Linked DNA regions of Homo sapiens: region 2 is linked to region 1. The links are chromatin loops, found by intact Hi-C in ENCODE. Cell type or tissue: PC-3. All regions are shown on one strand. Links, peaks and the distances in the headings refer to the core of each region. The heading gives the core; the rest is flanking DNA. Region 1 has its middle 43 kb from the start of TUBA3E. Region 2 has its middle 8.8 kb from the start of TRE-TTC1-1.

Evidence for each region. A loop is a pair of places that touch in the nucleus more often than their neighbours do. Peaks named below come from ENCODE experiments on the same cell type or tissue, not always from the same donor. Only the 100,000 strongest peaks of a DNase experiment are listed, where the experiment ranks them.
Region 2: it touches region 1 in a loop (10-fold over the local background); 6 of 110 quality-filtered maps call a loop at or near these places.

Annotation. Positions count from the first base shown.
Region 1 is chr2:130,238,677-130,244,054 of GRCh38, forward strand. No RefSeq gene overlaps it. Among named protein-coding and RNA genes, the nearest start is that of TUBA3E, 43 kb to the left of the region's middle. In PC-3, for the core only: no CTCF peak of the experiment used is centred there; a DNase peak (open chromatin) is centred at 2,535; H3K27ac peaks cover 278 bases.
Region 2 is chr2:130,325,692-130,331,069 of GRCh38, forward strand. No RefSeq gene overlaps it. Among named protein-coding and RNA genes, the nearest start is that of TRE-TTC1-1, 8.8 kb to the right of the region's middle. In PC-3, for the core only: no CTCF peak of the experiment used is centred there; a DNase peak (open chromatin) is centred at 2,640.

The DNA of each region.
Region 1 (5,378 bases), core at 54-5,053:
TTGGTCTCGAACTCCTGACCTCAAGTAATCTGCCTACCTTGGCCTCCCCCAAAATGCTGGGATTACAGGAGTGAGCCACCATGCCCAGCCAATATTTTGAAAACCAATGCTTCAGAGCAATTTAAAAAATAATCATAGGCATTACATATAATCCTCAAAGGTTACATGCACAAAACTGGGCATCTCTATTATGAAATAGTTGAGGACTCTGACATCCTTTTCAGCTTTTTTTCTATCATTCGAATTAGCCTTTTCTTTTTTCTGTTTCTTCTTGAGTCCATTTTAGTAATTTTTATCCTCCTAGGATATCATAATTTTAGTTAGCTTTTAAAAGAATTATTGTAATAAATTATATTTAGAAAATAATTTAGTATGCTTTTCTTTTCCATACCTGTCTGATCATGCATGTCCCTATATAGGGATACAAACTGCTAGTGATATCTTTAGTTTAAGGGAAATGAGAGAACAGAAGTTTAAAATTTATCTAGCTCAAACACAAAGAGAATGCAAACTGTTAAAAGATATTTTTAAGGGGAATGTGAGAACAGAGGTTTAAAATGTATTTAGTCAAACACAAAGAAAAAGAGAGTCGGCTGGGTACGGTGGCTCACGCCTGTAATCCTAGCACTTTGGGAGGCCGAGGTGGGTGGATCACTAGGTGAGAAGTTCGAGACCAGCCTGACCAACGTAGTGAAACTCCATCTCTACTAAAAATACAAAAATTAGCCGGCATGGTGGCTCACACCTATAATCCCAGCTACTTGAGAGGCTGAGGCAGAAGAATTGCTTGAACCTGGGAGGCAGAGGTTGCAGTGAGCAGAGATCGTGCCATTGCACTCCAGCCTGGGCAACGAGAGCAAAACTCTGTCTCAAAAAAAAAAAAAAGTAAAGAAAAAGAGAGTCAATATTTTGAAGTCCACATAAAAGATGATAGTTTGGAAAGCTGTTAGTTTACAAGAACCAAGATTTTTGAAAGAACAATTTTTGAAAATCAAAAGGCAAAGATTTGAAAGATAAAGGTATAACATTAGCCTACAAATAAACAATTAAGGTTGCGGTTTTCCAGGGAGTCAATAGGATGACAGAGAACCTGACAAGAACGAGGTCAGGGTGACCTGCATGGCTTCCAGGGATCACACAGAGAAGAGCAGAGATCATACTTGGAAAGAACTCAGTTTCTGCCCTAAAGAAGACCAATACAGCCAAACCAAGGGCAGTCGGGCAGGTGATGGAACCAAGCCACGCTGAAGTCTGTCCACCACCGTTCAGGGGAGTGCTGTTCCCCGTCCCACCAGGAGAACTGCTAGCATTGCCTTCATTGCCCCCCGTGAAGGTCTTCCTTTGATCGCTGTTTGCACCTCACTCCATGACACCCAGGAGAAATGTGACCCGTATACATCCTGATGTTTCAGTCAGCCCATCTCAACTCTACTATAAATATTTTTCAATAACCCAGCACTTTTTAAGGCCCCTAAAAGAAAGGGTAGAACCGTGGATGCCCGACAGGACTGGGTAGTGCAGAGAGAACCAGCAGCTCAACTTGGGTGGTTTCAGAAAAACAAAAAACAAAAAACAAAACAGTTCAAAACTTCACTTTGAGCCAGGACAGTGGAAAGAGCCACAGCTGTTCTATTAGTATCAGTATTTTTAGCAGAGTCTACTTTCCTCAGGCTGCAACTTTTCTTACTGGAAAAGTGCAACCACCTCTTAACTGATCTCCCTGAAACTGTTCTCTCCACCCTCCAGTCTTTTCTGTACATTGCTTGCAACAATTACCTTCCAAAAAATCAAATGTGGTCATGTTTCCTCTCTAGAAATCTTTATTATCCTGTTGTTGCATACAAGAGGAAGGCCAAACTCAGCAGCATTAACTGGACTGCCCTTCAAAACCCAGTCGCAGTCAAAATTTTAGCCTCAACCTATGCCTCTGCCAGTGTTTAAACTTAAATGTTAGCCATTTCAAACAGGGCAGAGCTTTTCCATACGGTTGAATATTTACTCACTGGTTCTTCCTCCTAGATTATCATGAACTTGGTTCTCTGCCCAGCAAACTCCTTCCCAACTCAAATACTATTATGACCCTATAAAAAGTTACTTGCTTTCTCTCTCATTTACCGAGGTGCTTTATTCAGATTAATCTAAAAGCATCCGTCAGATTCTTTTTTTTTTTTTTTTTTTGAGACGGAGTCTCACTCTCTCGCCCAGGCTGGAGTACAGTGGCATGATCCCAGCTCACTGCAAGCTCCGCCTTCCGGGTTCATGCCATTCTCCTGCCTCAGCCTCCCGAGTAGCTGGGACTACAGGTGCCCGCCACCATGCCCGGCTAATTGTTTGCATTTTTAGTAGAGACGGGGTTTCATCGTGTTAGCCAGGATGGTCTCGATCTCCTGACCTTGCGATCCGCCCGCCTCAGCCTCCCTAAGTGCTGGGATTACAAGCGTGAGTCACTGCGCCCAGCCCCGTCAGATTCTTTGATCATGATTTCCTCTTGTCTCTTTCCCTACTGGACTGACAGCTCCTTGAGAGCAGTGACTTCCTTCCACTTGCTCCTAGGAGCCACCCTATACATGTTTGTTGAATGACTCAGTCCACAATGAGTGACACAGCTGACTAACATAAAACTAAAATGACCTTTGTTCACACAACAGGCTACAGTACTTTGTTAATTGTTCTGATCCAGCTTTTTTTTTGTACTTGGAAGTTTATTTGTTCATCGTGCATCATTTCTCTATGTTTGGTCAATCATTCCAGCCTGACAAGGTAGTTTTTTTTTTTTAATCATTTTTTAAACCTTCTGAGTCTGTTATCCAAGGAATAATGTTGCCTCTTCCAGCTGCATCCTCAGCACCATTTATAATTGTGCCATCAATTCCCTCATCCAAGTTATAAATATCAGTTCTGGACAGAGAGTTTTACATGGCAGTTACCCTATCTTCTCTAGAATTATACTTATTTCTTGTTTTGTCAACTTGAATGTGAACTCCTCAAGACAGGCATCATGGACCTCTCATGTTTATGTTCTCTTAACTTTCTTGATTTTAATAAACACTACAAAATATCCTAGTGTCCCTTGATGGTGGTGACAGAAAGCGGGTTCTGGAATCAGATGACCGAGGATCAGACCACAGCCCCCCACCTGCAGGTCAACTTAGGCAAGTTTCTCAAACCCTTCTAGCCATCAATGACATTTTCTCATATACAAAATGTGGAAAAAAGTAGTACCTACATGACAGAATTGTCTTGAGAGAATAAAACAGATAATGTATGTAGAACGTTTCATGCTATACTTAATCCAGAGTGTTTAATATAATAATAGTTATTAGAGGTATTAGTTGAATAAAATAAATAATGGAAATATCAATGTCATCAAATCTACTAATTTATTACTCAAGTGTATACTTTGCTAGGGCTGCCATTACAAAGTACCACAGTCTGGGTGGCTTTAGCAACAGAAATCTATTTTCTCACAATTCTGGAGGCCAGATCTCCAAGATCAAGGTGTCAGCAGGGTTGACACCTTGAGGCCTTTTTTTTGTTTTGTTTTGAGGCCTTTATTCTTGGTTAGTAGGTGGCCATCTTCTCCTTGCACCTTCACATGGTCTTTCCTCTGTACCTGTCTGTGTCCTAATCTCCTCTACTTACCAGAGCACCAGTTATACTGGATTAGAGCCCACTCCAACAAACTCATTTAACCTTATTTATTTTTTTAAAGACCCAATCTTGAAATGCAGTCATTCTTAGACACTGAGAGTTAGGATATCAAACATAATTTTTTTTTGGAGAGGGGACACAATTCAGGCTGTGATAATCAGTAATAGCTATCACACCCATTATAAGTAATATCTAAGTTAGTCATGATCAGCTGTATAACCATCAACAACAACTCACTGACCCTTCTTTTGTCTTTTTTTTTGAAACAAGGTCTCGCTCTGTTACCCAGGCTGTAGTGCAGTGGCATGATCTTGGCTCACTGCAGCCTCAATCTCCCAGGCTCAAGTGATCCCCCAACCTCAACCCGCTGAGTAGCTGGGACTACAGGCATGTGCCACCACACCCAGCTGATTTTTATTTTCATTTTTTTTGAGATGGAGTTTCACTCTTGTTGCCCAGGCTGGAATGCAATGGTGCAATCTCGGCTCACAGCAACCTCTGCCTCCTGGGTTCAAGCCATTCTCCTGCCTCAGCCTCCCAAGTAGCTGAGATTACAGGCATGTGCCACCACGCCCGGCTAATTTTGTATTTTTAGTAGAGACGGGGTTTCTCCTTGTTGGTCAGGCTGGTCTCGAACTCCAGACCTTAGGTGATCCACCTGCCTCAGCCTCCCAAAGTGCTGGGATTACAGGCATGAGCCACCGTGCCCAGCCTGATTTTTTATTTATTTATTTTTTGTAGACACAGGGTTTCTCTATGTTGTCTAAGCTAGTCTCAGCTGAAACAGGGCTTAGCTCACACAGTTCAAAACTAGCTGAAGGCCTGACTTTCCCTGGTGACCATACCAGATACAATCATAAAGCAGGGAAAAAAGAGAATGTGCCTGGCGACTCCTCTTCTGGAAACTCTCTGGGAAATCCGTCCTTTTGGCCACTATCAATGCCTGGGGGCAGCTTAGATTGAAAACTGTGGTGCCCCATTAGCAGGCAACTTTCCTCCAAGAAAATGTTATTTTTCTTTCCCTTATTGAATTACTGGCTTCATTATATTGGGGTTTATTTGGGAGGGGAAATTTCTGTCTTCCTTGAATTAAAACCTGTGGTTAGACATGGTTCTTTTGTACATATACCGTTTCATAGGGTTTTGAAAAAAGGAAGGGATGAAGGAAAAGAAAATGATGAGGATAAAACCACCAGTTGGCTTAGTTCTCTGTAAATATTTTCTTTTTTTTTTGATTGACAAAGATTACGCAAGACTTTATTTTTACTTATAAAGTGAACATATTTAGAAACATTATTAATCCCTTAAAATAACCAAGATGTTGCTTATCAATAGGTATTAACTATATTATATACAATATATGAATATTTTATTATATAAAACATATTTATATAAATATAATGTATATAATATATAAAATAAGCTTTGGTAGTGAATAATAATGGTTAGCTTAATCAGTATAGTAATGATAATTTTTTGCTCTCCTGTGCAAATGACACTGGGATGTTCTTATAACTTTTATGTGCTCATCTATAATTTCATCTGTCTTTACAGAATCAGGAAAATTACTATCTTGTTCTCCATTCTACTTTTTGCACTTAGTCTCTGTCATGTAGTAAGAATTTGATAATCACTGTTAATTATTTTAGCTATAAAACCAAAGATTTGCAAGAAGTACGTATTTATGCTCATTCCATATTTGTAGAATTTACATTGATTGATTGTTT
Region 2 (5,378 bases), core at 59-5,058, 87 kb after region 1:
TGAGGCAGGAGAATCACTTGAACCTGGGAAGCAGAGGTTGCAGTGAGCCAAGATTGCACCATTGCACTCCAGCCTGGGTGAGAGAGCAAGACTCCATCTCAAAAAAAAAAAAAAAAAAAGAGAAAAGAAATACATATACAAAAGACTCGTGTAACTCTGTGTCCCATAAGGTTGAATTCTAAGAGACTTTCATTAGTAATAAATGTATGCAATATATATGATTTTGAACCTAAATGACACTAACTGGTTGAGCAAGGATAAAGTGCTTCTTCTATGAAACCAATCCAGAAGACCTTAGAATTTCACATGCTAGAGATCTTAAATTTTCACTCATTTGACAGATCCTTCTGTGTGACAGATACTCTTATCCTGGGTCACAATCTTGCCTTATATTTTTTTTCTTTTTCTTAAAAAGAAGTCAGACTTTCCCCTACAGGAAGGCATTCCACCAGTCTTTTTGAGATGGAGTCTCACTCTGTCCCCCAGGCTGGAGTGCAGAATGCGATGGCACGAACACAGCTCACTGCAACCTCCTCCTCCCAGGTTCAAGCGATTCTCCTTTCTCAGCCTCCCGAGTAGCTGGGATTACAGGGGTACACCACCCTGCCTGGCTAATTTTTGTATATTTTTAGTGGAGATGGGGCTTCACCATGTTGGCCAGGCTGGTCTTGAACCCCTGACCTCAAGTGATCCGTCCGCCTCAGCCTCCCAAAGTGCTGGGGTTACAGGTGTGAGCCACCACGCCTGGCCCACCAGTCTTTTTACTACAATACTCTCCAGGATATTTTCAGAGATGAAAAAGGCACTTAATACTCCTATTCTCTGCAGCATTTTTTAACCCTCCTCAGAGAGTCTGATCCCTCTATTCTAATGCTCTGCCTGATGCTGAGAGAATGAGGAAATTTCATCTATTGAATACCTATTAAAATGTATTAGGTACCTACCTATAAAGCACTCCATTTAGCTTTAGAGATGCAAAGGTGTTCAAAAGAAGCTTCCTGGAACTCCGCAAGTGGGGAAGGCAGAAATAGACACAATAAATTATAGAACAGTTTATTACAAAAGTACAAATCAAACATTGTGAAGAAACAGAGAAAGCAGCTGGAAATACATCCTAAACAGAAAAAAGCTAGAGGGATAGTCTTTCCCTTGCACTAAGGTACAACAGCATACCGAGGAGAGAAATACAGAGAGACACTAAACAAAAACAAGGCTATAACCTGAGTTAACCAACATGAGAGGAAGGACAAAGAATGAGGCTCTCACAAGGTCATTCCTGAGTTTTAACATAATCAGATAGGAAAGCTTTCAGCAGAATGCAAGGGGAATCAGAAGGCAACATCATCTCCCACTGTCCCTTATCAATTAAATATGTACATGTTCTTCCGCCCAGGCTGAAAACATGATTCTCAAGGAATATAAAAAACCCAGTGCTGCTTTAATTGACAAAGCACTGAAACAGACTGTCCCTCCCCACGTAATGATAAAAATGCGCCAAAGTCGGCCGGGCATGGTGGCTCATGCCTGTAATCCCAGCACTTTGGGAGGTCAAGGCAGGATCACGAGGTCAGGAGATCGAGACCATCCTGGCTAATACCGTGAGACCCCGTCTCTACTAAAAATACAAAAACTTAGCCGGGCCCGGTGGCGGGCGTCTGTAGTCCCAGCTGCTGGGGAGGCTGAGGCAGGAGAATGGCGTGAACCCGGGAGGCGGAGCTTGCAGTGAACAGAGATCGCGCCGCTGCACTCCAGCCTGGGCAACAGAGCGAGACAATGTCTCGGGGAAAAAAGAAAGCCCCAAAGTCAGAGTTAATCAGCTGGGGCCTGTCGCAGTCTGGCCACATGCAGTAAGGGAAGGAGGCAGGCACAGTTCTTCTTCCCTAATTCCATCCACCCTCCCTCAGCTACCAAATTATGGTTTCTGATCCTGCAAGAGTCAAATTTGCAAAGGGTGGTTGAGTTCTTATCTGACTGATAACAGTTGTAAGATAATTTCCAGCAATCTTTATATGGCATTGAAAGGTGACAATGTGCTAGCAGCCCTTGCTTGCTCTCGGCGCCTCCTTGGCCTCGGCGTCCCTTCTGGCCACGCTGGAGAAGCCCTTCAGCCCACCGCTGCGCTGTGGGGGCCCCTCTCGGGGTCTGGCCGGAGCCCGCTCCCTCTGCTGGCGGGGAGGTGTGGAGGGACAGGCGCGGGCGGGAGCCCGGGCTGCGCAGGGCGCTGGAGGGCTGGCGCGGTTCCGGGTTGGGCGCGCCTCTGCTGCCCTGCACTCCGCGCCGCCGTCGGGCGCCTGCTGGGCTTGATTGGAGGACGGGCTCCCTCTGGGCTGCAAGAGTGCCCCGGCTAGGTGCCGCAAAGTCCCGCAGCCAGTGCCATTGAGAGGTGAAGCCTGCTGGGCTTCTGGTTGGGTGGGGACTTGGAGAGCCTTTCTGTCTAGCTAAAGGTTTGTAAACGCACCAATCAGCACTCTGTGTCTGTGCCACCCGAGCCAGTGGGGGCAACACGTTTGGGTTTCCTTCCTTGCTGTGGAAGGTTTGTTCTTTTGCTCTTTGTGCTAAATCTTGCTGCTGCTCGCTCTTTGGGTCCGTGCTGCCTTTATGAGCTGTAACAGTCACTGCTAAGGTATGCAGCTTCACTCTGAGGCCAGGCCCGCGAGACCACGAACCCACTGGAAGAAAGAACAACTCCAGAGGCGCCGCCTTTAAGAGCTGTAGCACTCACCGGGAAGGTCTGCAGTTTCAGTCCTGAAGTCAGCAAGACCATGAACCCACCAGCAGGAAGAAACTCTGGACACATATGAACATCTGAAGGAACAAACTCCAGACACACCATCTTTAAAAACTGTAACACTCGCCGCGAGGGCCCGTGGCTTCATTCTTGAAGTCAGCAAGACCAAGAACCCACCAATTCCAGACACAGCATTTATTTTAAAACCAACTCTCTCAGGAGTATTTCTCTGCCCACGGGTGTCCTCACCTCCAATTGCTTTAACCTGAATGAACGCACTCCATCCTGGCCTTTGTTTTCTCACAGCTCCTAAGGCATCCAGAGATCCACTTTGAATTATACTCTTCTGAGGCCTCTTCACACCTTTAATAGGCCCTTTCACATGGGATTTAAAATGGATCCTCCCTCCCCATAATGGCTCACTGTCTTTTGCCCGTGACCAACATCTGGGCCTCTGTAAACACTCAAGCATTCTTTGCCAAAACAAATTCGGAGAGTGCAGACAAGTCTCAACACAGTAACAATTCTCCCTTTCTCAGACAAAGCAGCTCACCAGCCACCAGCCCTTCTCTCAGCCTTGATTTCCTGGATGAGTCAAATACCTGCTTCCAGAAGCAGAACATTCACAGCAAGCTCTCTGAAGTAGGATTTATTTAAGAAATAAGTGTCCTCCCACCCTCCCTGTTTGGCAACTTAGTAATTTTTTTAATGAAATGCGTTCTCACATTCATAACAGATTAGCCACCCGTTATATTGTCATGGTGATGGAAGATGGAAGTAGTTCAGAAAACATCGCTTTTATATATAATTTAATTAAGTTTCTATTGTGAAAGGGAAGGAAAGATTATATTCCTGACTAAAATAAGGATTCATGTGTAACAGAGTGGGGACAGAAAGGTATTTGCATAGAAATAAAATATTTGTTTCAAAGGTACCAACTCTCCAAATCATGTCCACTACTCAGTATTATTTTTTCAATCCAAAGTCTTTATTCCGACATATTTTATTAAAACATGACACATTAAAATTAAGAAATATGCTTATAACTAAATGGATGTGGTTTTCAAAGTGACTGTAGAATTTTTTATTCTAACAAGCAGTGTATGAGGGTTATAGTTTCTCCACATCTTTTACGGTACTTCTTATGGTCTGCCTTTTTTATTGTCCATTTTAAAATGTTATAACCATTTAAATTCTGATTGTAACTGAATTACAACTCTCTACTCTTAGATTTAAACATTTTATATGCAGTTAATTTGAAGCACAATTACTGCATCTTAAGTTTCCATTGATGTACATAAAATTATGATTTACCAACAACCAAATAATATTTTATTATAAAAGATAAATGGTAATATCAAGAGATAATGGATATCCTTCAACAATTTTAGCTTGCAAATTAAAAATGCTTCCCAAGAGCTAAGGGCACAATTTTTATTCGCATCTAGTAGAGTCACCAACCATAAAATCATTTCTTTCAACTTTATGACTGACATTTCTCAAATAAGCTGTTCTAAATCCTGATTGTTCTTTTTTTAAATATGCATGCTGCAAGGTTGCTAATTTGCAATAGGTGTCATCATGACAATAGACTGACAAAGTATCTCACACCCTTGAATTATACTAACTCAAGAATGGATGGGAAAGCATTGCCAAAGAGAGACTAATGCTTCCATTCTTCAATGAAACTAGTAATACATCCCTATCAAGAAGAGAGTTATCTCACTTCCAGTTTCTTTCTTCCCCTCAAGAACAACTTGAATCTCTTTGGCATCCAAAGTCTCAGAGGCCAATAAAGCCTCTGCTAGATTCTTACACTCTTTTGCATGAGTGTTCAAGATATGTTTTGCTCATTCATATGAGTCCTGAAATAGAAAAGCAGATACATAAAAAGCAGAAAATGTGGGCTGGGTGCGGTGGCTCATGCTTGTAATCCCAGTACTTTGGGAGACTGAGGCAGGTGGATCGCTTGACCCTCAGGAGTAGGAGACCAGCCTGGGCAACATGGCAAAACCCCATCTGTACAAAAAATACAAAAACAAATTAGCCAGGCATGGTATCACACTCTTGTTGTCCCAGCTACTCAGGAGGCTGAGGCAGGAGGATCACTCAAACCCGGAAGACAGAGGTTGCAGCGAGCCGAGATTGTGCCACTGCACTCTAGTCCAAGTGACAGAGGGCAGACCCTGTCTCAAAAAAATGGAGGAAGGAAGGAAGGAAGGAGAAAGAAAGGAAAGAGAGAAAGAAAGATGAAAGATAAAAAAAGGAAGGAAAGGAAAGAGAAAGAAAGAAATGTAGGGGAAACAAAACCCAAACTCAATGGGTAAAGCTATAGAAACTTTATATATCCTTAAAAATGTGAAATCTATAGATTTAAATTTATAAAAGCTTGGTTTTGTAGTGTAAATAATTTGTGCATCATAAATAGTAAGGAAAAGAGAATATGCTTTCTAGAAAGGCAGAGACCTCATCTTCTGACAGTCCCTAAACCTTTCCATTATACAAACTTTCATATACTTAACTAGTCTAAAGCATTCCTTTGACCTCCTCAAATTAAAACCTGGCTCTCTCCTGCCAAGACTACCTTTCCTAAATCCTCTCAAGTGTTATTTCTTCACTTGAGGGTGAAGCAGTGAGCTCTTCGTACCCA